3 separate regions of the Homo sapiens genome follow, and all the other regions are linked to region 3. Evidence: chromatin loops called from intact Hi-C (ENCODE). Cell type or tissue: heart left ventricle. All regions are shown on one strand.

Region 1 (8,000 bases), 91 kb after region 3:
TTAAAAAGTGCTTCTTTTAATATTCAATACTACCTTTTTCATATGACAAAACTTACAGTTCATTGGCAAGTTAACAATAAATCTGAATGTCACTTCTTTAGGAATCTGAATTCTTGGATCTCTCTTTGTTCTATTGATCTAGAATCACATCACCGAATGTGTCATTTAGAATTTGCTTTTCTCTTTGCTTGTAAGTATTCTGAATTCCTTGCTTGAAGTATTGAGTGACTATATTAGCAAAAATAATGACAACAGATGTGATTATTGTGCGACTAACCAAGACCAGCAGCAGAAGCTTCACAAAGAATCAATATTCGGCTCTTAGCCACAGAGATTAAAGAGGCACATGAATATAAAGCAAATCATTGTATAAGAAATAGTTGAAATGAAATGACATGCTGCTCCATAAAATGATCTAAAAATGGAAGCCACAGAAAAAACTGGCAAAACACCAGAGCTTTGACAAACACATGCACAGACCTGGGAACACCCCCAAATATATATGTATCTTCCTTTATCCTTAATCAAAGGTTTCTAATTTTCACATTAACTAGCAAAGCCTTGAAAACAATGATTACAACACTTTATTTATTTATTTATTTTTGAGACGGAGTCTCGCTCTGTCACTCAGGCTGGAGTGCAGTGGCGCAATCTGGGCTCACTGCAAGCTCCGCCTCCCAGGTTCACGCCATTCTTCTGCCTCAGCCTCCCAAGTAGCTGGGACTACAGGAGACCGCCACCACGCCCAGCCAATTTTTTGTTATTTTTAGTAGAGACGGGGTTTCACCGTGTTAGCCTGGATGGTCTCGATCTCCTGACCTCGTGATCCACCCGCCTCGGCCTCCCAAAGTGCTGGGATTACAGGCGTGAGCCACCGCGCCCGGCCGATTACAATACTTTTAATACTTAACTTACCAAAGTAATTTATTTTTATTCGCTGAAAATGTGAGTCACTTCAGCTGACATTTCTGAAAGCCACATATTGCCTTTTTACTTATTGTTCATTCATTAGACTGAACTTCATGTTGATTTTAGGGCTGGCTAAGCCATTCCCTAAGCTCTTCTTTTTCATCTTTAACTGATCCTCCTCAGCTTGGGGCATACATACAAGAATGCAATGCATTGTTCAGAGAATATAGCATAATCTACTTCCTGATATGATTCCTATGCTACTTGGCCAGCAGTGATGACAACAGGTAGGGAGCTTTTATAGAAGAATGGTGACCCCTCTTTTGAGATCCTCTACAGCTGGCAGGCATCCTTCTGTCCCTGAACATCACAGCCTGTGTAATATCTTGTAGGCCAAACAAAAGTCAGTAAATGTTTAGTGTCTAGAACTTCTTTTAGATTCAGAATGAATATAAGACAATTGGAAAATAAAACAGTAAAAACATTTACAAATGCAAAAATGTGTTGGACAAAAACAACAACAAGTGCAAAAAGTTATTGGACAAAAGGGAAAGTGAGGGTAGAAGAACTGAAATAGAGAGAAAGAGACAGAGAGAAAGGGACATTGGCAGAAATGCTCATTATTCATTTCCTCTCATATCTTTCTCTAAGTGAGCTTTCCTCATTTTTCATTCCCAGAGAACAATTCAATCTCCTTATCTTTTGCCTATGTAAAGTTTAAGGTGGAGGACACCACAACACACCGTAAACCAGAGAGCATGGGTCCATTGCTGCTCAAAGGTGAACAGATAAGAGACATAGTTTTTTTTTTTAAGTTTTTTTAGCAAGTTAAAAGTTATTTTATGTATATTATTAAAAAGTCAAATAACAACAGATTCTGGCAAGGTTATAGAGAAAAGGGAACTCTTATATAGTGCTGGTGAGAATGTAAATTAGTTCAGCCATTGTGGAAAGCAGTTTGGTGATTTCGCAAAGAACTTAAAACAGAAACATCATTTGACCCAGCAATCTCATTATTGAGTATATACCCAAAGGAGTATAAATCATTCTACCATAAAGGCACATGCATGCATATACGTTCATCACAGCACTAGTCACATGGAATGAAATAAACTATTCACAAAATGAATACTTGTGAATATATGTGAATTAATATGTGAATTCACTATATGCAAAGACATGGACTCAATCTAGATGTCCATCAGTGGTAGACTGGATAGAGAATGTGGTACATATATACCATGGAATACTATGCAGACATCAAAAAGAATGAGATCATGTCCTTTGCATCAACATGGACGGAGCTGGAGACTATTATCCTATGTAAATTAACAGAAACAGAAAACCAAATACCACATGTTCTCACTTGCAAGTGGGAGCTAAACACGGAGTACACATGAACACAAAGAAGGGGACAATGACCACTGGGGCCTACTTGAGGATGGAAGGTGGGAAGAGGGTGAGGATCAAAAAACTATTTGTTGGGTACCATGCTTAGTGCTTGGGTGACAAAGTAATCTGTACACCAAACCCCCAAGACATGTAATTGGCCTATATAACAAACCTGCATATGTGCCCCTGAAACTAAAATAAAAGTTAAAAAAAATTCAGTTATGTAACAGTAAAGAAAATTCATCTGTGTAGAAAAATAATCAAAAGATACAGAAAGTTATAAAAAGTAAGAGTCATGGCCATTCCAGCCACTGGTTCTAATTACAGACGATAGCCATATCAACACTTCCTGTGTTTCCTCCCAAACCATTATTCTTACAGCAACATGTATGTGCCTGTGTTATTACCCACATAGCACCTTACTGTATACTAACTCTAAAAAATGGAAAATGATTACATTCTTGTGGTGTTTTGTAAACCTGACAATACTTTTCTGCATCATCATTTTCTAGTCACCCTCCTGCTTTTTCATGGTTGTTTAATGTGCCATTTTAATGGTTCAAAATTAGTGGTTAATTGTTGTTAAATAATGATTAATGTTTTAATAGTTGTTTAAAACAAGGTGTTAGATTGTATGAAAGGCTGTAATCTATTTACTCATTCCACCAATAATGGAAATTTTTAAAGTAATTTGTTGTTTTGTTTGTTTGCTACATGCCACTATTTCTGTATCAGTTTCCTTCATCATAGCTCTCTCGGTGCTGATGTCAGCACAATCTTATTGTTTTGACATTTTTCTCTAACCATATTGAGACTGTTCTCACAACAAAATATGCACATCTTAAAATACCATCTGGCTTCTCAGGTCCACTTGAGACTGGTGACCTCACTTTTGACCTTGCCCTAAAAGTCAACTGGAGTCCATATACCTCAGGTACAAACAGCTTTAATAAGCTGCCACTTCCTGTTCCTCTCATCTTCTCTCTATGGCAGGACTCAGAGCATTAACTAACCTAAGGGCCTGGTAGAATGTAAGCTGGAGGTAGAGTAGTTAAAGTCTGTGCATTTTGTACTGGTCATTTTCCAGTTCGTCTGTTGCTAAGAAACAGCAACAGAGGCCCGCTCTAGAGGGTTACAAACTCCCTGGAATTATGGCTCCCGGACATGGTGTAGGGAAAGGTGTCCCACAGGGATCAAGCCTAGAATATCGCTGGATCTTGTACAGTTTAGTAAAGGGCAGGACTGGATTTAACATAACGTCCACCAAACTACATTACTGAAAATTTTTGGTGCTTCACTCAACTAGTCTCATTGACTAGAAGTGAAAATATGTTTTTCTCAATATTACCAGCTTTAAATTTGCCATAAACTGTTGTGGGACCAAGCCACAGAGGAAATGTTTTTCCGCTAGACAAAGATAAGCATGAGGATGCCAGCAACAGAGGATATTCCTTTTAAGGTCTGTCCATTGCAAAGTACACACGTACACGCTCACACAACAAACACGCCCTGTTCCCTTTTGCTTGTGTTAACCACTGAGGGCAGATCTCTGAATAATAATACATTTAGTGGGTCCACAAGAGCTGCATTTCCTCTGCTCCAGAATTCATGCAAGGAGCACGGCTGGGGCTTCTCCACTGTCATTGTTATGGCCTCAAATGAAGGCCTTGTCACCAGGCGGGGGCGGGAAGGCACTGGAGCGCAGCAGCATTGAGAGCATCCGAATTCCCTCCTCTGTCCCTGATTGGTTGAAGAACTGGGGAGCACCGACCAGCCCCCTGCGGCTCGACTCGCCATTGGCTGGGAAGAGGTGGCAATCAGGGCGGGCCAAGGCGGCTGTTCTCGCTCCAGCTCGATGCTGCCTCCCCGGCCCGGTTGCGCTGTAGCCGCTGCCGCCTCTGCCTGGGTCCCTTCGGCCGTACCTCTGCGTGGGGGCTGCCTCCCCGGCTCCCGGTGCAGACACCATGGTAAGTGCTCTCAGCCGGGTGCGGCCCGAACCTCACCCCTCCTCGGCCGGCCTGGCAGCGAGGGAACTGGCCGCGCAGCCGGAGCTTGGCTCGGGGGCCCTGGGCGCTCACTGCCGGCCACGGGAGCAGCCTCACTCCTTGCCCGCGCCCAGTCAGGGGAGGTGGGAACGCCGCGAGTCGTGGCGGGGGCGATCGGTGCCTTTGCTTCCCAGGCGGGTTTGCCGCTCCACACCGCAGCTTCCTGAGCTCGGGAAGGGGAGGTGCGGCGGAGGCGTGGGGTCTTCCCGGCTCTGGCCGGCCCCACCAGTGTGGGAGGCTGAGCGCCAGCGGAAGGGAAGGCTCCGGGTTCGCGTCCCCGCGCTGCCCCCGATGCCCAGCCTCTCCCGGAGCGGTGACAGGTGAGGAGGGTGGGAAGATAGCGTGGGGGTGGGGCGGATGGTGACGGGGAGAATCCACCAGGGATTGGGGGGTTGCGCCCCCACGATCCGACTCCTTTAGTGCATAGTACCCCTAAGGGAGAGGAGTCAGGGGCGGGGTGAAAGGTTAAGCCAGCGCCATGGGAGCAGAGGCAGCAGCCTCGCCCCCAAGCCGCTTCTCAGGTACAGCGGGTCCCTGACGCTCAAGTCTCTCCCTGTCCCCGCAGTACGGATTTGTGAATCACGCCCTGGAGTTGCTGGTGATCCGCAATTACGGCCCCGAGGTGTGGGAAGACATCAAGTAAGTGGCCGGCTACCCTGGCTGTGGCCCAGGTCGGCGCCCAGTGTGGGAGGCCCCCCGCGCCTCGCCTGGTCCTCAGCCTGCTGGCCGGGTCGCGGGCGCGCATCCTTGGAGGTGCCTCCGCGCCTCGCTCCCGGCTCGCTGCAGCTGCGCTCCCACGCTCCGGGACTGGAACCAGGAGGGGAGGGGCGGCTGGGGCGGGGCTGCGAGGGCGAGAACCGCGGAAAGGAGCCCCTAGGGGTCACCACGGCTTCCCGACCCGGCCTGAGCGTGGGAACGCGCTGCCGGCGCTCCCAGGCTCAGCAGGCCGGGCAGCTCCCACGCGTGCAGAGCCCCGAGGGACCACACGGGCCTCCGCGAGGTTCCTGCGCCCGGAGGCCTTAGAAACAAACGGAAGACTTTGGCTCCTTTATGATTTACACACCTGGCGTAAGTTAGGCCTTTTTGGTATGCTGAAACACGCGGGAGATTATTTCTTGAGCAACAGTGAATTAAGCGCATTTATTCATTTTTAAATAAAGTGAAAATTGGAAGTTTTTTGTTTTCCCCAAATCCCACTGCCCACCCCCCCCGCCCCAACCCCTATCCCCCGTTTTTTTCTACTGTGTTGAAGACTTAACAGTTCTAGGAGGCATTCTACTTTCAGTCCTGGAGCTTTGAGCCCAGTACTGGGGATGTGAACGGAAATACCACACCCACCTGAGAGTTTAAACCTGTTGGAATGACTGATGGGTCAGCATGTCTGCAGGCAGGTTGACTATTTCACTCTAATAAAGTTGTCTCTCCTTTTTCCTCTCACTCTCAAAAAATTTGCATTTAACTTATGGTACAGCTGACCACCACCAACTAGCTACTCCAAAACCCTATTTATGGATTTTCATATTAGAGCAACAGTCAGACTATCACATTGTAACAAAGGTGGAAGGAAGGGTTTCCTGGGTGGGCAGATGGGAATACACTGTTATTATTCACTCTGATTTCCTGTACTTAGTGATTTCATTTTGTTGTCTCAGGTAGGTGAGGCTTCCATGCTGTTTTTCCCTAAGCACATTACAATTATTAGCAATCAATTCTAACAGGCCTTATTATGCAGTTACATGATGGTGATTTCTCATAACGATCTGTTTCCATAGAAATGACCAGGGTTATATATTAAGCACGAAAATGTAACTTTTCTTTCCCCTGGATCTGTATCACTGAGCGTTTCTTTCATGTTTCAGAAACCATTTGTATTATCCACAGGGCATATTACCTACATATTATAAACAGAAGCCGAGATTTGGCAAGTATGTGGTTGAATCCAATGAGAACATAGGCACCAAAAGTTACTTTAGGATTTGAATTTTCTGGCCATCTTAATACCATTATAATTTTTATTTTGCTTAGTAGACAGATATCAACAAGGCAGACATCAAAAAAAGATTGTTAACAGTATAACTTAACTACCGAATTATTTTTAAGCCACTTCCTTTGTAAATTTATAAATGCTATATATATATATATTCTCCATATGATGCTTTTGCATCTGTAAGATAGAAATTCCCAAATTTGCTGGTAGATATGCTATGACAATGAATATGCTTAGAATTTTTAGAGCAGAATAAAAGATGGCTATTATGATTAAACAGTCATTATGTAATTTAACCAGATTTAGATTGTATATCCTAGCCATTATCAGTTTAGATCACTGTTAAATACAGAGATGAAAAATAATACTTTATAGAGTAATGTATCAGACATTTTAAAAAGTTAAAATTATCCAGAGATTTGTTTATATTGCTTATATTTTCCCAGAGGAAGTCCAAATATGTAAAGATTCAATTGACGAGAATTTAACTCTGCAAAATCAAGCTGAGAATATTGTTCCATTCTACTTTAAAAAATTATTTATTAACTTACTAATTTATCTTTAAGTAGCTTCCAACAGTATTCATAATTTGTCTAAAGGATAAAAATTCCAATCATCCACAACACAATTTTTCTGGTAAAAATGAAACAAGTTATATTGGTCTTTTCTTAAATAAAATTGCCTCAAGGTTATGCCCCTGCAAGGGAAAAAGTGTTAGTCACACTGGTGTTGGTAATCCAGGTGTTAGTGTTGATTCTTTATTTGTCTAAGCATCTTTTGGTGGACCCCAGCTGATCTTGGGTGTGGTTTAGTGTCTGGGCTAGAGAACATGGTTGAACTCTCTGCACTGAGGGCATTAAAGCTGCTCCTTGGTTTCCAACCCAATACCCCTGAGTAATTACTAAATGCTCCCTGGGAGAGCATTTGCTTTCCACAGAAAAGAATCTTGCTGCCTGGGGAGAGGGGAGGAGAACCTGGAGGAGTGTAATTGAAAAATGCTCCTTGGGTGATTCTGGTTCCTCCTCCCCTCCCTACCCTCTGCTTCAGGGAATATTAAAGCAGTCATTGGTCCAAGATGCTTTCAGTTTTAACTTTTATAAGAAATTGAATATAAGAGGAAAAACATTTTTTTTTGTCTCAGTAAGTACCAAACTCTTATTTTTTCTTTTGGTCTTTGAGAAACTATCTAAATTGATGTTTATACAAATTTACATTATACTTTTTTGCTTCACTAGGAAATGGCCATCCATCCTTCATGAGAAAGGATGGGAAAAGATGCCAAACATTTAATGACAAATAAAACCCTAAGTAACAGATTCCAGACAGCAGACAGAAAATTCTAAGTGGATAAGGGCCAAAAATGCTTCATTGTAAACTCAGTATCCACTTACACTCTTACCAACAATATAACCATTTCACAAAAGCTTTGAATTCCTCTTAAGAAGAAGAAAAATTGTCTAGACCAAGGGCCAGCAAACTTTCTCTTAAAGGGCCAGATAGTAAATGTTTTAGGTGTTACAGGCCAAGGTAAAACTGAGGATATTATGTAGGAATCAATATAACTATTAAAAATATAACCACTTAAAAATATTAAAACCATTGTTAGCTCTTGGACCAGGAAAACGCAAACAAACAACCAAACCAGACAAAGTGGGCTACATGTGATC
Region 2 (8,000 bases), 230 kb before region 3:
TACCAGTAGAACAAAATTTTTATTTTAAATTGTATAATTTTCAAGGTCTTTCACTACTATCCATTCCCCTATGACTCAGGCCTCATCAATGACTATTTATATGTACAGCTTTTCAAGTAGGTTTCTTACTACATACATACAGAACAAAAAAGGAGAGTTAATGCTCAACTTCGAACTTGAAAACTTTAGCATTGCACATTAAAAGCAAAGTCTAAAGGATTTGCAGGATAGATTTTAATCAGCAAACCACAAAGCAGAGAAGAACACAGGAGGAAGTAAGAAGTATACTTTTTGTTTTCTTTTCTCTTTTTTTTTTGAGATGGAGTCTTGCCCTGTTGGCCAGGCTGGAATGCAGTGGCACAATGTCAGCTCACTGCCACCTCCGTCTCCCGGGCTCAAGCAATTCTCCTGCCTCAGCCTCCAGCGTGGCTGCAATTACAGGCATGTGCCACCACTCCCGGCTAATTTTTGTATTGTCAATAGAGACGGGGTCTCACCATGTTGGCCAGGCTGGTCTTGAACTCCTGACCTCAGGTAATCTGCCCACCTCGGCCTCCCAAAGTGCTGGGATTACAGGCGTGAGCCACCTCGCCTGGCTCAGAAAAGACCTTTTTATAATAATGTTGGGAGGTAGGAGTGGAGCTGTGAGGAAGAGAAAGATGAAAAATAGTTTAGAGATTACTGTGGGATGCTTCCTACTGCCCTCTACTGAGGCCACATCCTATGTTCTGGAGGAAGAAGATCGAACGGCGTACACTTTCTAGGGGAGGAATCCTAGAGTATAGAGTATTTGTATCTCATTTTCCAGGACATGGTCTAAGAGCACTGCAACCCTCTTAGAGAAGCCCAGAATGGAACCAGAGTAGGGATTAGCAAGGATGGCAAGGCAAGGCAAAAAGGAGTCTGAGGTGGCCTCCTGCTCTCCCAAAGCCCAGAATAGTGTGGGAGAGTTTTCCAAAGTCTCTAGGGCTCCCAAAAGTGCCCAGAAGTAAGAGGGAGTGAGCCACAGAATTGAAAGTTTCTGTTGTTGAATATGCCAACTGAAAACAAAGGAGGGCGTGTAGGACTGTGAACATCAGGTAACCCACGTCATGGTGACAAAGGCCAGTTGCAAGAACTGGCTGACCCATCACATCACTGTGGAAGCCTGTGAGAACAGAGGAGGGTCACAGACCAAAGATGTCCCACTTCTCTTCATCCCTTCCCCATCTTGATTGCTATGGTGCTCTATAGAAGCCCTTCCCACAAAAGAGAACGTTGGGGAAGAAATACTGCATTGATTACTGAGAAGTTACAGGAAAGACTGATTTTTAATCTGGAATTGATTTTTTCTGAATTTGCAAAGTTAAATGATGTGTGTTTGTATATTAGTCCGTTTTCACACTGCCATAAAGAAATACCTGAGACTGGGTAATTTATAAAGGAAAGAGGTTTAATTGACTCACAGTTCCACATGGCTTGGGAGTCCTTAGGAAACTTATAGTCATGGTGGAACGTGAAGGTTAAGCAAGGACCTTCTTCACATGGTGGCAGGAGAGAGAAGTGCAAGCAGGGGAAATGTTAGATGCTTACGAAGCAATCAGACTCGTGAGAACTCCCTCACTATCACAAGAACAGCATGGGGGAAACCATTCCCATGATCCAGTCACCTCCCACTCGTTCCTTCCTCAACACCTGGAGATTACAGTTCAGGATAAGATTTGAGTGGGGACACAAAGCCAAACCATATCAGTTTGTTTGTTCTGTTTGCTGCTGACTGAAAATGGAAAACCATAAATAGTGCAAAGTTCAGTGATAGAAAATGACCTATCCAGTGCATCTGTAGACATCAATTTTCACATGTAGTTATCACCCTAGATACACTTACAAGGAACACTTCAACAACAAGGCAAATAGTATGATTAAGCCCCAGAATCATCAGTGGAGAAATAAGCCCTTTAGGGAAAGGGAAAGATGAGTCAGAATGAGTAGGAAAGGCATAAAGGAGGTTGTAAGGCATTGAGTGGTGAGTTTTAAATAGGCATAGAAGTGAGGAAATGGTGTCCTAGGTCTGAATTAAGCTGCACAGGCAAGGTATGGAACTAAACTGTGGACCTTACCACAAATGAGGAAAAACATTAAAGGATGGATTTTTTGCTCAAAATATGATTTTATTTCACAACTCTGTTTATTCAGTTTGCTTTGCAGACAATGACCTTCCTATTACTCAGAAACTGTGATTTTTCATACAGGTGACCAAAACCCTCTTTCATTGTTCTGTATTAGAAACTAGATTTCACCACTTACTAGCTATGCAACATTGGACACACCTAACTTCTTTGACTTAAGACTCATCATTATAAAATGGGGATAATGAGATAATTACTACATAGGGGTGTTGTCATACAGGATAATCTGTGCCTGGCACGTAGCACACACGTGTTATCTATTATCAATGTAATATTTGTTTTAAAAAACTTTTCTACCCTTGAGGAAAGTGATACTAAATATTCTAGGACATCCAAGTTTCTGAGTTCAGTAGAGGACACAAAAAGGACTCAAGGTCTGGGTTAATGGGGGTTATGTGAATAGGGATTGGAGGGCTTTCTGCATAACTCTGGCAATTATAAAAGACATTTCCTTACTTTCTCTCTATTGTTACAAATAAGCATTTTGTTTGAATCTTCACTTTCCCAGAAGTTTCCTTCCTGGGCTCTTGTCCACTCTGAGTATCTTTTGGGAATGTTTTTTTCAGACAAGGGGCTCTTATTGTATAGAATATTTCACTCAGTTCTCTCTAACAGCTGTGTTTTCAGAAGCCTGTTGAAAAACATGACAACAAAATAAGTCTACTTTGACTCTTTGTCATTCGTACATTTAAAGTTCTTTACATTTTAGTTATTTTAAAAAATTTAAGCTAGCAGAATCTTCAAGAGATTTGGAAACTCATTATTAATCCACAGAGACCTGTGTTGGTTTTTCCATCCCTTTACCATCAACTTGCTACTGTTGTCTGGATCAGAGTTCAATTCAATAAATAGTAATTCTCTGTTTCTTTTCTTCTCTTAATGATGACCTATGGATAATGAATATTGACATGTGGATGACAAATGTTGAATTTGTTTTTGTGAAAAATTCTATTGGTTCTGCTTTCAACGTACTATTCAAATCTGACCATTTTTCATCTTTTTTTTTCACTGCCTCCACTCTAGTCCCAGTCACAGTCATCCCTGGCCTGATTATTGCATCACCTTCCTAGCTGATTTTTCTCTTTCACCCTGGTCCAGCCATGCTGGCCTCCTTGCATTCCCTGATTAGGCCAAGTATGTTGCTTCCTTAGGCTCTTTACACTCCCTTTTTCCTCTTGGAAATACCCTTCCTTCACATAGCTACATGAGCTGCTTCTTCATTTCTTTTATGTCTCGTTAGTTAATGACATTTTCTGAATAACGTCTACCCTGATTCACTTATTGCAAATTGCAATAGGCCCCTCCCCATAGCCACTTTCATTCTTCTTATGATAGTCTTTAGTTTTTTTATAGAAGTTTCATCTTCTTACATGCTACGTAATTTATTTATTAGATTTATTGTTAATCATCTGTCTCCCCCAGCAAAAATGCTATCTTTCTCTTATTTTTTTCCTAAATATATCACAAAGGCAGAGACCACTACCAGGGATACCATAAAAGCTGAGAAATTGTGTACAGAATGTATGGAAGAAAAATGGATATCTTCTTTATTGAAAAAGATATGAAGAGGTGATTTTAGTTTTTCGACATGTAAGCTGGTTCCTTTTTTATTATCTCATTGTGGTTGAGAGATTACATTGCTTAGTTCTATCTTGGGAGTAAATTATGTGCTAAAGTTTTAAAAGTTCTACAAGGGTACTGATAACTGGTTGCTAATGTAGTGATCACATTCAGATTTGTTATCACTCTCTCAATTTTGGGATTCCTCCTTCAACACCCTCTTTTCACATGGTTAATGTGATCCTATGTATGGGTTATAATCAAACCTGTTCCTTCCACTCAGATACAACATTGCCCTTGGTGGTCTGATGAAGTTTGCAAATCTAATATGTTCTGAACATTACAGCCAGTGAATATTAATTAATAACTAATGACCAAGCCTTAAAGCAGGCAAAAGAAAGAGCAGAATGTAGTTTTGACTAATTGAATGTATGATGAATTCAGGAAGAATCACGTTATAAAGAGAGGAAAGTTTTCCTTATTTATCAAGATTCTATTTTATGTGAATTATAGTTCTATTGAATCTCATTTTTCTTTTGCTGCATATAAAAATGATTGGAGTCTGGACAACAAAGTGAGACCCTGTCTCTATAAAACAAAAACAAAACAACCCCCCTGCCCCCCTCAAAAAAAAAACCAATTAGCTGGGTGGTGGTGTGTGCCTGCAGTCCCAAGAACTTGGGAGGCTGAGGCAGGTGGATGGCTTGAGTCCAGGAGCTCGAGGCTGCAGTGAACTGTGATTGCACCATAGCACTCCTGCCTGAGTGACAGAGTGAGATCTTGTTTGCAAAAACAAATAATAAATACAAAATAAATAAATAATAAAATTATTTGAAAATCAAGTGTATATTAGACATAGGAATATTTCTTTCATCTTTTTTTTTTATTTTTTATTTTTGTCAGAGTCTCACTCTCTCCCAGGCCAGAGTGCAGTGGCATGATCTCAACTTCCACCTCCCGGGTTCAAGCAATTCTCCTGCCTCAGCCTCCAGAGTAGCTAGGATTACAGGCATGCACAACCACTCCCAGCTAATTTTTGTGTTTTTAATAGAGATGGGGTTTCACCACGTTGACCAGGCTGGTCTCGAACTCTTGACCTCAGATGATCCGCCTGCCTCGGCCTCCCAAAGTGCTGGGATTACAAGCATGAGCCACCGTGCTCAGCCCGGAATGTTTCTATGTGGGAAGCAAAACCATTCTTTAAGGTTTTCCAAATAAGCATAAGTTTGAAAGAAGGAGAGAATAACCATTTGGTAGAAATTGTGAAATATTAAAAGTATGATTGTGGGTGGATCTGGGAGAGATTTAGCCCACTGATCCAGAACATCTTTGAATAAACCTTCCGTGTAGACCAAAAGTCTTGAATGTTTGCCATGTGATAATCTTTGCTTCATCTGGGAAAGATGGATTTGGCAAACTCTTACTGTTGCTTCTTAGGCATGGTGTGCAAGGCATTGAAGGTTATGTTCCACTGAGAAAATATATGCAATTTACAAAGTAAGAAAATGGAAGCTCAAAATAATCTGGGAATTACTTTTTTCCTCTTTATAAAAATAATTATTCATAATAATTACTTATTACTTTTTTTAAATAAAAGACGATTGCCACAAAATGCCCCAAGAAAGTAAGATAAGTTATAGCTGACGTCATCTTATCTAGGTTATTAAAAAGGCTCAGGAAGTCGAGTTTCCATCTCACTTTGAGAGTGTTACCAAGTGTTACCAATGGTATTCTTTTTCCTTGAACAAATCTCTCTCTTTTTTTTTTCACCTCCCTAAAAATAAGAGTAATTTAGCTGGTCAGAATTTTTAAATTAAACTGAGGTCTAGTAGAAAAAGACTGAGAAATGTGTAAAAGTAATATGTAATTATTGCATGATATGTTTTATGAATTTGAGTAGAAATATAGGAATAATCACATTTCCACTGATTTCTATCTTCTGGAACTCTAAATATTTATTTGACCACTCATGAAAAGATTCAGTTAATTAGGGACTCGTAAAAAGAGAAGAGCATTTTTCCTGATTTTGGCAAAGATTTCTAAATAGCAGCATTATTGTATAAGCACTTGAATAATGTGGATGTATCATAAATTATACCTGATTGATAATGGATTTTTAGTATATAGTTTACTAGACTGACCAAGAATTACAAGTGGGGAGGGTGAGAAACAATTATCTTATATTATATTTAGATCAATAGAGTCATATGTTTTTTATAATTTAACATGTGATATATTATTTTACAATTTCTACTGTTGGTACCTATTATGTTTAATCACTACAGTAGGGATTATCTCCCAGGAGGCATACCATGGGTTCTAATCAGAATTGTGGAAGTCGTCAATGAGAAATGAAACACATTGCTTCAGTGAAATTGTCTAAAAAAAAAAAAATTATATTCAACATAATAGTCTTTGTTTTTTTTTTTTGAGACGGAGTCTTGCTCTGTCGCCCAGGCTGGAGTGCAGTGGTGCAGTCTCAGCTCACTGTACCCTCTGCCTCCCGGGTTCAAGCGATTCTCCTGCCTCAGCCTGCCAAGTAAATGTGACTGCAGGCACGTGGCACCACGTCAGGCTAATTTTTGTATTTTTAGTAGAGACAAGGTTTCATTATGTTGGCCAGGCTGGTCTCGGATTCCTGACCTTGTGATCCACCCACCTCGGCCTCCCAAAGTGCTGTGATTACAGGCGTGAGCCACCGTGCCCGGACAACATTATAGTCTTACATGTTAAGTGAAAAAAAATGTTTTTTAATAGTATGAGCTGTAAAAAAGAAAAACTAGCTTGATTACAGTTGAGGTAGTGGAAATATGCAGAATGTAAATCATTTGGTACCAGCTATGTAGTTAATAAGATTGATAGCCCATGTTTATTACTTACCATTTTCTTTGTGGGCATTTAAAGCATCATTTTTATAGCTAGCTCAATTGTGTGTCACAAGCATCTGTCAGAATATAATCCCAAATCCTCATAAGTGTTTACAATGCCCTACACACTCTGGTCTTGGGCTACTTCTACTACTACTCTTCCCATTTTTGACTCTGTTCTAGCTTGTTGCCTTTATATCTGCAGCCCCCCACCTAATATGTTCTTCTCCTGGAATCCCCATAGGTAGATGCTAAGAACTGCATTCAGATCTCGCCTCTGAAGTCACCACATCAGAGATGCCCATGTTGCCAGACTCTATCCCAACCCTTCCCACCCCTCTCTATTCCATTACCCTACATCATTTTTCTTTAAGCACTTATTACAGTAGGATATTATATATTTAGTAGTTTATTTGTTTTGTTTAAAATTTTCTGTGTCTTTCAACAAAAATAGTAAGAACAGGGTCATTGTTTTGTTGAATATATCACCAGAGCTTAGAATAGGTCCTGGTCCATGACAGACACTTGACAATTGATGAATGAATGAAATGAGTAAATGGGGAGACAGCTGGTATTAAGGGATGCTTTGAAATGGACACTGCAATTCTATCATTCAGCATTCAGATTGTCTCACTCTATCCCTTTTCTTTTTTCCTTTCACTTTATTTTTTAAAACTTTTCTTTGGATATCTGAATATAGCAGTTGAAACAAAACAAATCAAAAAACAAATCCTCTGAATATTTTATGAGGCTTATGATAAGTCCAGGCTTATACGTATTGCCAAGGATGACATTCAGTTTAACCGGTGTGATTCACGTCAAAACTGCTGAGCAACACCATAATGTATCCCTCATATCTGAATAGTATTTTAGTTAAAAAGAAGCATATATCTATCTATCTCTCTATCTATATAGATAGAGAGAGAGATAGATAGATAGATAGATAATTTTTTAAGGCTAGACTTTCTCCAAGGTTAATTATTTGTTTTACGTGTGTGTGTTTGGATATCTTGAAATGTTTAATCTGGAACCCTCAGCTTGTGAACCTCTTTTTTAAAAAAACCTGTTGCTTGTTTTGTTTTGGTGAAAATTACTCTAAGAGGAGTTTTCCTAATTTAATACAAATTTTGGTAACCAAAGTAATTTTTAGAAAATCAGTTTGGAAAAATTAAAGGTAAAACCTATCTCAGTTTATTCCCAAATATGTGAATATATTTATATTTTACCCAAATTCTTCCATTTTTATCAATATTCAGTTGTAAGGCTTGTCCCTCTGTGCTTTTGAGAGGTGGAGCCGGCTGGGCTTCTGGGTGGGGTGGGGACTTGGAGAAATTTTCTGTCTCCTAAAGGATTGTAAACACACCAATCAGCACTTTCTGTCTAGCTAAAGGTTTATAAATGCACC
Region 3 (8,000 bases):
TACAGGTGTCAGCCACTGCACCCAGCCCCCTTTCTATTTTCAAAGCCAGCAATTGCTTATCAATTCTTTCTAACATAGCATCACTCCGACTCTGACTGACTCTATTGCTTTAATCTTTCTTTTACAAGGACCCTTTTGATTGCATTTGGTTCACCCACCTAATCTGGAATAATATTCCCATCTCAAGACTAGCTGATTAGTAACCCTAATTCTATCTGCATCCTTACTTCTCTCTTGCCATGTAAAATTGCATATTCACAGGTTCTAAGGATTAGCAGGTAGACATCTTTGGAGTGCCATTATTCTACCTACCACTGTATTTACTGCTCACAAACACCAACTCCTTGGCAAAAATATAGTGGACAGCATTTCTGTTACCATCAGAATCTCTTCCAGTCCAGGCTGCTTTGTGAATGTCTATACCAGGACTAGAAATGCGTGGACGCCAACCTAATAAGATCTAGTTTTTCTAACTAAAGCTTTACATTCATACAAAAGAGACATTTTGGAGTCTTTGCATCATCTTACTGCAAGTTACCAGTGTAAACTTTAACCAGGTACATTAAAACAAATTGAAAATGAATAATACTAAGAAAAGGAGGAAATAAGGAGCCAGAAGTTTATCTTATTTTTCTTATATTTGAGAGGTTATCCTAATTTGGTAAACCATACAATCCATAGTTTGTTCGTTTGCTAAAAATAAAACAAAGCTCTGACCCTGACATATATGTAACACTTCTCTCATTTCTACCCTTTTACTGTTCTCTATCTCGTTCTTAATTCCCCTTGGTTTATGGATTTTTTATGGTCCACAAAGTCAGTAGAGATGAAACCATTAGTCCCATTACTTTATTTGAACTGACATGGCAATAGTAACCCAGAAAAATAAAGATGCAGGTTCTAAAAATCCCTGAATTTAGAAAGATTCATACGATGTGTTTTGAGGCTTATCATACTTAATGCCTTGATAGTAGACCAGTGCTTTTCAAACTTTAATGTGCATAGGAATCACTTGAGGATTCTGTTTAATGGATAGTCTGATTCAGTTGGTTTAGAGAGGGGCCTGAACTTCTGTATTTCCAACAAGATTGTAGGTTATGGGATACTGCTAATATAGAAACCATACTCTGAGTAGCAAGGATTTAGATACTATCTCTAGTTGCCATTGTCCTTTCATTTGCAAGTGTGAAAGTAATGTACATTTAAATGCTTTCATGCTGTTGTCAATTGTGGGTTGTAGGTACAAGAAAAACAAAGCATCTTGAGAGGAAATAAAAATTTCTTGAGCTTTTCTGCCAGCATCAACATGGCTAAGGAGATTGCTTTACACTGAGTAATTTTCCTTGTTAACATTTTTATTAAGTTGTCATGACAACTTTCTTATTCTCCATAAAGTGGAGGAAAGTAGGTTTTAACCCATAAGTCAACTATAAGAAAGAAGATTGGACCTGGAAGATGATGAAATATTCAGGTATTCATTTATCCACTCAGCAGGCATTTTAGTGAATCCCGTTATGAACCATTTTCATTACTAGGAAATTAGGCTGTGAAGATTAGTATTTCCCTAACAACAAGGAACTCTTGTTACTTTTTTAGAGCATATCAAACATCCAGATTACAGAATGTCTTTTGCAGTCACCTTTTGGTGGTTCTAGCCACCCTTATGTTTAGATTGGTTGCTTCCTCTTCTTACCCATTGTCTGACAGTCAGAAAGGATAGAGGAGGAAGAAGACAAGACACTATCCAGTTGAGAGTCTACTCTTAGTAAAACTCGGTAGCTCCTGGCAGAATGTACTGGGGTCAAATGCAATACTAATCAAGGAGTTTGGTGTGCCATAAAACTTGAGAATGGTAAAAGTAGAAATTAATGGGTTAAACAAGTCATTTTCCAGAATGAAAGGAATATTGGTAATGGTATCAACAGACGAGGACAACAGCAACAACAAAGTCTTTATACAAGCCTGCAACACGTGACAACTGCGGATCAGGCATCTGAACCCGGCCTATCTTTCCACCGTATCTTCCTACACTTTTCTTTATGTACTTTTTATTTCTACCAGATGGTATTACTCCTTGTTTCTTGAATAACAGTGTCATGCCTTTCCAACCTCTGTATGTTTGCTCACAAGTTTCCCTCTGTCAGAGAAAAGCAAAAACAACAAAAAAGTCCTCTATTTTATCTTTTTCCAAACATAACCAATCCTTCAAGTCCTATCTCTAGTACTGTTCCTTTATGAACCCTGTCAGACAATATCTCATTTTCTTCTGAATGTTCATAGCATTTACTTAAAAATAGTATGACTTCCCTCTTCTTTTTACTAATGAATTACTGTGTATTTTTTAAGTTTCCTTCTACATCTGAAGTTCTAAATATTCTTAGTACAAATGTCCTACTGATCTAAGAGAGTATCATGGGTTAAATGTAGAGGAAGAGAAGTTTCTGAGATGGCAGGAAGGCAAAAGTTTCTGTGACTACCTGTGCTTATATTGCTGACTTTCTTAACTGTTCCTGACTTATTTAAATGTATTTTTTTCCTGATTCTGATTAATGTTCACTATGAGGCAAGCACAGTAGGCAAGACTGGGAGAAAGTTTGCAAATGTGATGAGCTTACAAATGGGACCAGATTAGATGGTGTACTTGGGGGAGATATAAAAGAGGAAGATAACCATGAATTGAACTGAATTGAAAATGGATCACATAAAGATCATGATTAATTGTTAATTCACAATGGAACAGCATGATGGGATTTTTTTAAGTCAGAAAGGTGACTAAAAGCATAATATCACAACACACACAACGGTAACAAATATAACTAAATGCACTGAACCAGGCAGAAGCCAGACCTTACTGAAAAGATGTAAAATCTCTGTAACCATAAAACTGCATCTGCAAATGAGTAGATTGGCTTCAAATCTGAAAACCAGGACAAGAGAGTCATCAGCGCAGATGTCAACTTCCCCAGCAGAAATGTTGGAGTTTTTAACTGTGGAAAACTACAGTTTTTCCACACCAGTGCATAGTGGAGAAGACATGTTTTTGTTTTTCTTTTTAAGTGTGCCAAATTTTCCTGGAGTCCCCTCCAATTTTTTTCTTTCTCTCTCTCTCTCTCTTTTTTTTTTTTTGTCCCCTGCCCCTAGGTCTCTGTCTCCACACAGTGATTTCTGTTATGGCGATTGGGCGGCTGCAGAGACCAGGACTCAGTTCCCCTGCCCTAGTCTGAGCCTAGTGGGTGGGACTCAGCTCAGAGTCAGTTTTCCAGAAGCAGGTTTCAGTGCAGAGTTTTCCTACACTTTTCCTGCGCTAGAGCAGCGAGCAGCCTGGAACAGACCCAGGCGGAGGACACCTGTGGGGGAGGGAGCGCCTGGAGGAGCTTAGAGACCCCAGCCGGGCGTGATCTCACCATGGTGCGTTTTGGCTGCTACTTTCTTTTTCAGTCTTTCGGTGCGGAGAAGGGGAGGAGGCGGGCAGAGGTCTGAAAAAATCGAATGCCTTATGGAAAGGAACTGCAAGGGTTCCTTTGGGGTGATCAAAGAGGGAGACACAGACACAGAGAGACAAAGGCAAGGAGGACTGTCTGGGAGCCACGCGGGCGATACAGTTTCCGAGGCACGCCGCGTCCCGCCTAGCCTGTTGAACAGGTAGACATGAGCGACCCAAGCGTAAGTGCCGCTGCCGCGAGTGCCCAGGGTGCACTCGCGCGGGGACCGACAGGTGCCACTGCAGGGTCCCCTCTCCCGCTCACTGCCTGCCACCCCTGACGCCTGCTCTCTTTCTCCATTCGCAGTGCGGATTTGCGAGGCGCGCCCTGGAGCTGCTAGAGATCCGGAAGCACAGCCCCGAGGTGTGCGAAGCCACCAAGTAAGTGGTCGCTGCATCCCCACGCGGGTCGGGGTTCTTCAGACAGGCGGTCCCTCTTCCGGGACCCCCGCTTGGGCTGGGTCTCCTTCCTCTCCTGAGAAACCTTCGGTACGCTCCCAGTTGCCCAGCCCTGGGAAGCCAGCATCGGGTTCCCACGCTGGGGAGGAGCGAGAGGAAAGGAGAGGACGCCCGAGGGGCCGGCCCAGGGCCCGGGGGACCCGCGGCGCCCGAGGGAGGAGCACAGACGGGGGTGGGCGCCGAGCAGCGCCGCGCCGGCTGCTGAGCTCGCGGGGCCGGGCCGTGAGAACGCGCGGGGCGCGCCGGGGCCGCTGGTCTCCCACGGCCAGGGCGCCTGGGCCCCAGAGCCCATCAGCCGCGTGCAGCGCTGCGGCCTCCGGCGCGCCGGCAGGCAAGCGAGCGGGCGCAGCTGGGGGATGCCTGGACCCCGGAGGCAGCAGGGCTGGAGGCGGTGGCGGGCTTCAGGGCAACTTCACCCGGCCGGCTGCGGCGTGGGTAAGAGGCGCGTCCTCCTCCACAGCAAAAGCTGCGATCGCTGGGCTGCCCAGAGAAGGCAGCCGGCTAACTGCCCAGCGGCTCCACGAGGTGTGCGCGTGTGTGCGAGAGAGACAAATGATTTACTGCTTAGCAGTCCCATTTCTGTTTTCGTTAGGACTGCGGCTCTTGGAGAAAGCGTGAGCAGGGGGCCACCGCGGTCTCCGCGCCTGTCTGCACCCTGTCGCCTGAGCTGCCTGACAGTGACAATGGTGTGAGGGGCTGCGTTGCAATGTGGTCATGTGATTTCAGGCTATGGATTTCGTGCGTCTTTCTCTGCTCACTGATTTTCACATGGTTATTCTTTCATTTTGCACTCGATAAACAGTTTACATCTTCTGAAGTAAGCCAGAAGATTGTATGGCTCACTTAACGATGACTGGTTGAAGGCATCTTGATTTGGAACCTATGGAAACAGTGCTGAGTTTTAAATAGGACAGATTTTTTTTTCTTTCATTTGAACTTCATTTATAACATATCAATAGTGATGTTTTAGGATCAGTTCTCCTATGGTAATTTCACTAAATGCCTATTTAATGAATTGATTTGATTTCATACATCTCTACCACTTACTAGAACTGTCTTTGTACAAACGTCAAACTTTCCTGTTACATATGGGTAAGCATAGAAGCACTTGATATAATTTTTTTTTATCTTGGTTCAGAGTGTAGAAGTGGTCTGTTGCTTTTCCTAAAATTGCTATACATATTTTTTCTTTAAGAGTGATCATTTCAGGTACCCTATTATGTACAGTGGTAAAAAGTAAACTCGTTATGATAGCAACGACGATGTAACCAAAATAAGCAACACTTAATTGGTCTGAAAGTTATACATATAAGCTTTATTATTGCTTCAGTGGAAGTTGTCTATGCATTCTGTGCTTTGTTCAGCCATTAAACAACTGGGTCCGTGATCTTCTTCAAGGGGCCGTGAAGTCCCTAAAATTGTATTTAAACATTAGAGTGGCTGCATTTTAAGGGAGATAGTACATAGTCAAATATCCAAAATGGACCTGTGTCCTAATAGAAAATTAAGAACCACGGGGTAAAAACACGTAAGCCATACTTTTTCTTATCAAAACAACAGGCTGTCTACATACAGCCTGCAGACATAGGCTAGAAGGAAAATTCTAGAACAATTAAATGGTGTTACCGTAGTTAAATATTTCACATAAAATAGACCAGATGTATGTATTTTAATGTATTAGGAAACAGGTCTGTGAACGTATTTAGTAGAAATTTGTAATTAATAGATGGGTACCTTATATTTATATTTATAAGGTATATTTATACTTTATATTGTAAGATCTCTTTCTATTATACGACAGAAAATAAAAATTATATTTTTGTCTTTGAAATCCAATCAAAATATAAAGTACTTATGCTTGGTATAGTGTCTCATAGTGTATGAAATATAAATAGCCCCTTAAAGGTCTTGCTTCTAGATATTCAGGTATTAAATAACATGATTAAAATCGTTTTCTGTCATTCGGAGAATGAGGAAGGAAATATAAAATTATTTTATTTATTTATGGCAATACCAAAAACAAAAGTGTGAAAAACTTCACAATGCTTAGTACTTATAACTCTTATAATTATGTCTTATTAAGGGATCTTTCTTAAGACATTTTGAAAAGCTATTTTAATATTTCACTACAAACAAGTGATAATATTAAAATTAAAGTATATCTATTACAAATACATCAGTAAAATATTTTGTGACCGAATTTTAAGAATTTTGTTATATTTTTCAAATGAAATTGAAAAAAATTAAATGTTTATCTAACATCACTTTTATTGACACATTGATATTGCATAACTTTGAATTTTTTCAGAAACTATACAAGGGAAATTAAATCCTGCATTTACATTTGCTAGCAACTAATGAGTGTGGACTGAGGATAATATTTCTTGCTTTACAGGTTAGTTTAAAATAACACGATCTGCACCCCCATAATTTCTAATTAACCTTTTTTCAGAACTAAATAAACATCAAATTAGCCATCAGAATGAATCTCTACAAGTAAGGGGAAATGGAAAGGTAAAGCAACATTTCAGTAATACAAGCCAAAAAGTATGTGCATTAATGGGAAAAATTTTTGGAGGAAGCTGTTACTGAGAATGACTTTTTCTGTCAGATTCACTAAGAAGTTGCTTGGCTTTTATTTGTGAGAATATTCCATTTTGAAGGCACTATTTTTACACTGGTTAATTAAAAATATTTACCCAAGCCACTTTTCTTAAACATTTCTATTTATTACTTTTCTGCACATTTGTAAAAACAAATTTTTTCCCCAAAGTATTAATAATTAAAAATATGTTTGTCTCTTGACCATCTACATTCATTCTGCAATAGTTTGTTTTGGGTGTCTACATCTTGACTTGATATAAGAAGAGCTTTTGTCAATGTTTAGTTACTAGTTGATTTACTTTGGGTGAAGTAATTTCCTGGCTATCCTGAATCATATCTGCTTCTTTTATTTTCTTTCAGAACATTTTGAAATGTCTTACCTATTATATATGTAATTTTTCTTCTTCCCTGGGTTCATGCCAATAGGCTTCATCTTCCTATAGCCTCGAAGGCTTACAGAGGATGAACAGAGTTATTTTGGAGGGGTGAAAGAAGAGCTGTAGAGTGGGCTTCCCTCTCAGCCCACAGTAGGAGAGAATGGCTACATCTTAAAACTTGAGGGACTCTGGAGCAGGCTCTTCCTTGCCACAAGAATGTGCCTCACAGCCTGTAGTTTCTAACTTCTGGTATGCTTTCTGGCCATTAAACAATATTTCATTAAAACAAATCCTCCATTTTAAAAATTGAGGCCAAGTCAAATTAATTAACTCACATACCAAGTCATCTATCTCACCATACTAAGAATTAGCAGGAAGTCGACACGAGACAATGGCTTTGAGAGTGAACACCTTCTTAGGGGGGAAGCAAATGGGGCAGACCCATTTCTTAATCCTGACCTTTTTTTCTAGGTCCAGCCTATCTATTTATCCCCTTTTGCTATGTCACATGACATTGAAAGTACCTGTTTAAATGTCTGCATCTCCCATTAAACTCAAATCTCCTTCACGGTATCCAATGTTGGATCCATAGTGCTTGGTGCATAGTAGGTGTCTAAAGAGCTTAACATTGTTGTCATTGTTATTCTTGAATTAAGGCTTGTTTATGCTTTGATGCTACCACATGGAGCTATGGTCTTGGTGACAGAGACCCTTGTGTGCTCTTCCGTCATATAGTTTGTGGCCTCTTCAGAATTGCTTGTAAACTGTTATTTATTTCACCAACAATTTTAACTCTGCTCCAACCCTTAAATCTCTTGCCACTAGACCTACCAGAACCTGCCTTCCCAATGTCAGCTTCACTTTTAATGTTTGCTTTACCTTCCTTGCTGTTGATTTAGCTGGACAAAGAGAGACATAACTGTATCTTGTAGCCAACTACCAATTGCTTCACTCCAATGTCAGCTTGGAGGATACTTTGTGCAGCTATTTTATTCTTTTTTAGTTAATGTCATATCAAATTCTCCATGGTACATATTCTGGATTTTTCCAGGTTTTCTAGTCTGCCCAGATTATCTCCA

What was found. A loop is a pair of places that touch in the nucleus more often than their neighbours do. Peaks named below come from ENCODE experiments on the same cell type or tissue, not always from the same donor. Only the 100,000 strongest peaks of a DNase experiment are listed, where the experiment ranks them.
Region 1: it touches region 3 in a loop (3-fold over the local background); 30 of 110 quality-filtered maps call a loop at or near these places.
Region 2: a loop joins it to region 3, with 2.5 times the contacts of the local background. A loop is called at or near these places in 34 of 110 quality-filtered maps.

Annotation. Positions count from the first base shown.
Region 1 is chr4:155,754,876-155,762,875 of GRCh38, forward strand. It overlaps GUCY1B1 (guanylate cyclase 1 soluble subunit beta 1), which reads left to right and starts at 4,146. Exons shown (of 14, transcript NM_000857.5): 1 at 4,146-4,268; 2 at 4,912-4,985. The coding sequence starts at 4,266. It overlaps LOC105377506 (a long non-coding RNA gene), which reads right to left and starts at 3,540. Exons shown (of 8, transcript XR_007058484.1): 1 at 3,315-3,540. RefSeq lists silencers at 4,324-4,473, 4,924-5,193. In heart left ventricle, CTCF peaks have their summits at 4,151 and 5,208 (motif pointing right); DNase peaks (open chromatin) are centred at 4,106 and 5,186; H3K4me3 peaks cover 3,418 bases; H3K27ac peaks cover 2,183 bases.
Region 2 is chr4:155,431,866-155,439,865 of GRCh38, forward strand. All of the region lies in intron 1 of LOC105377503 (a long non-coding RNA gene), which reads left to right. Among named protein-coding and RNA genes, the nearest start is that of MAP9, 59 kb to the left of the region's middle. In heart left ventricle, no CTCF peak of the experiment used is centred here; no DNase peak of the experiment used is centred here.
Region 3 is chr4:155,663,558-155,671,557 of GRCh38, forward strand. GUCY1A1 (guanylate cyclase 1 soluble subunit alpha 1) reads left to right here and starts at 3,291. Exons shown (of 10, transcript NM_001130682.3): 1 at 3,291-3,408; 2 at 3,789-3,862. In heart left ventricle, a CTCF peak has its summit at 3,703; DNase peaks (open chromatin) are centred at 3,284, 3,754 and 4,104; H3K4me3 peaks cover 5,712 bases; H3K27ac peaks cover 2,675 bases.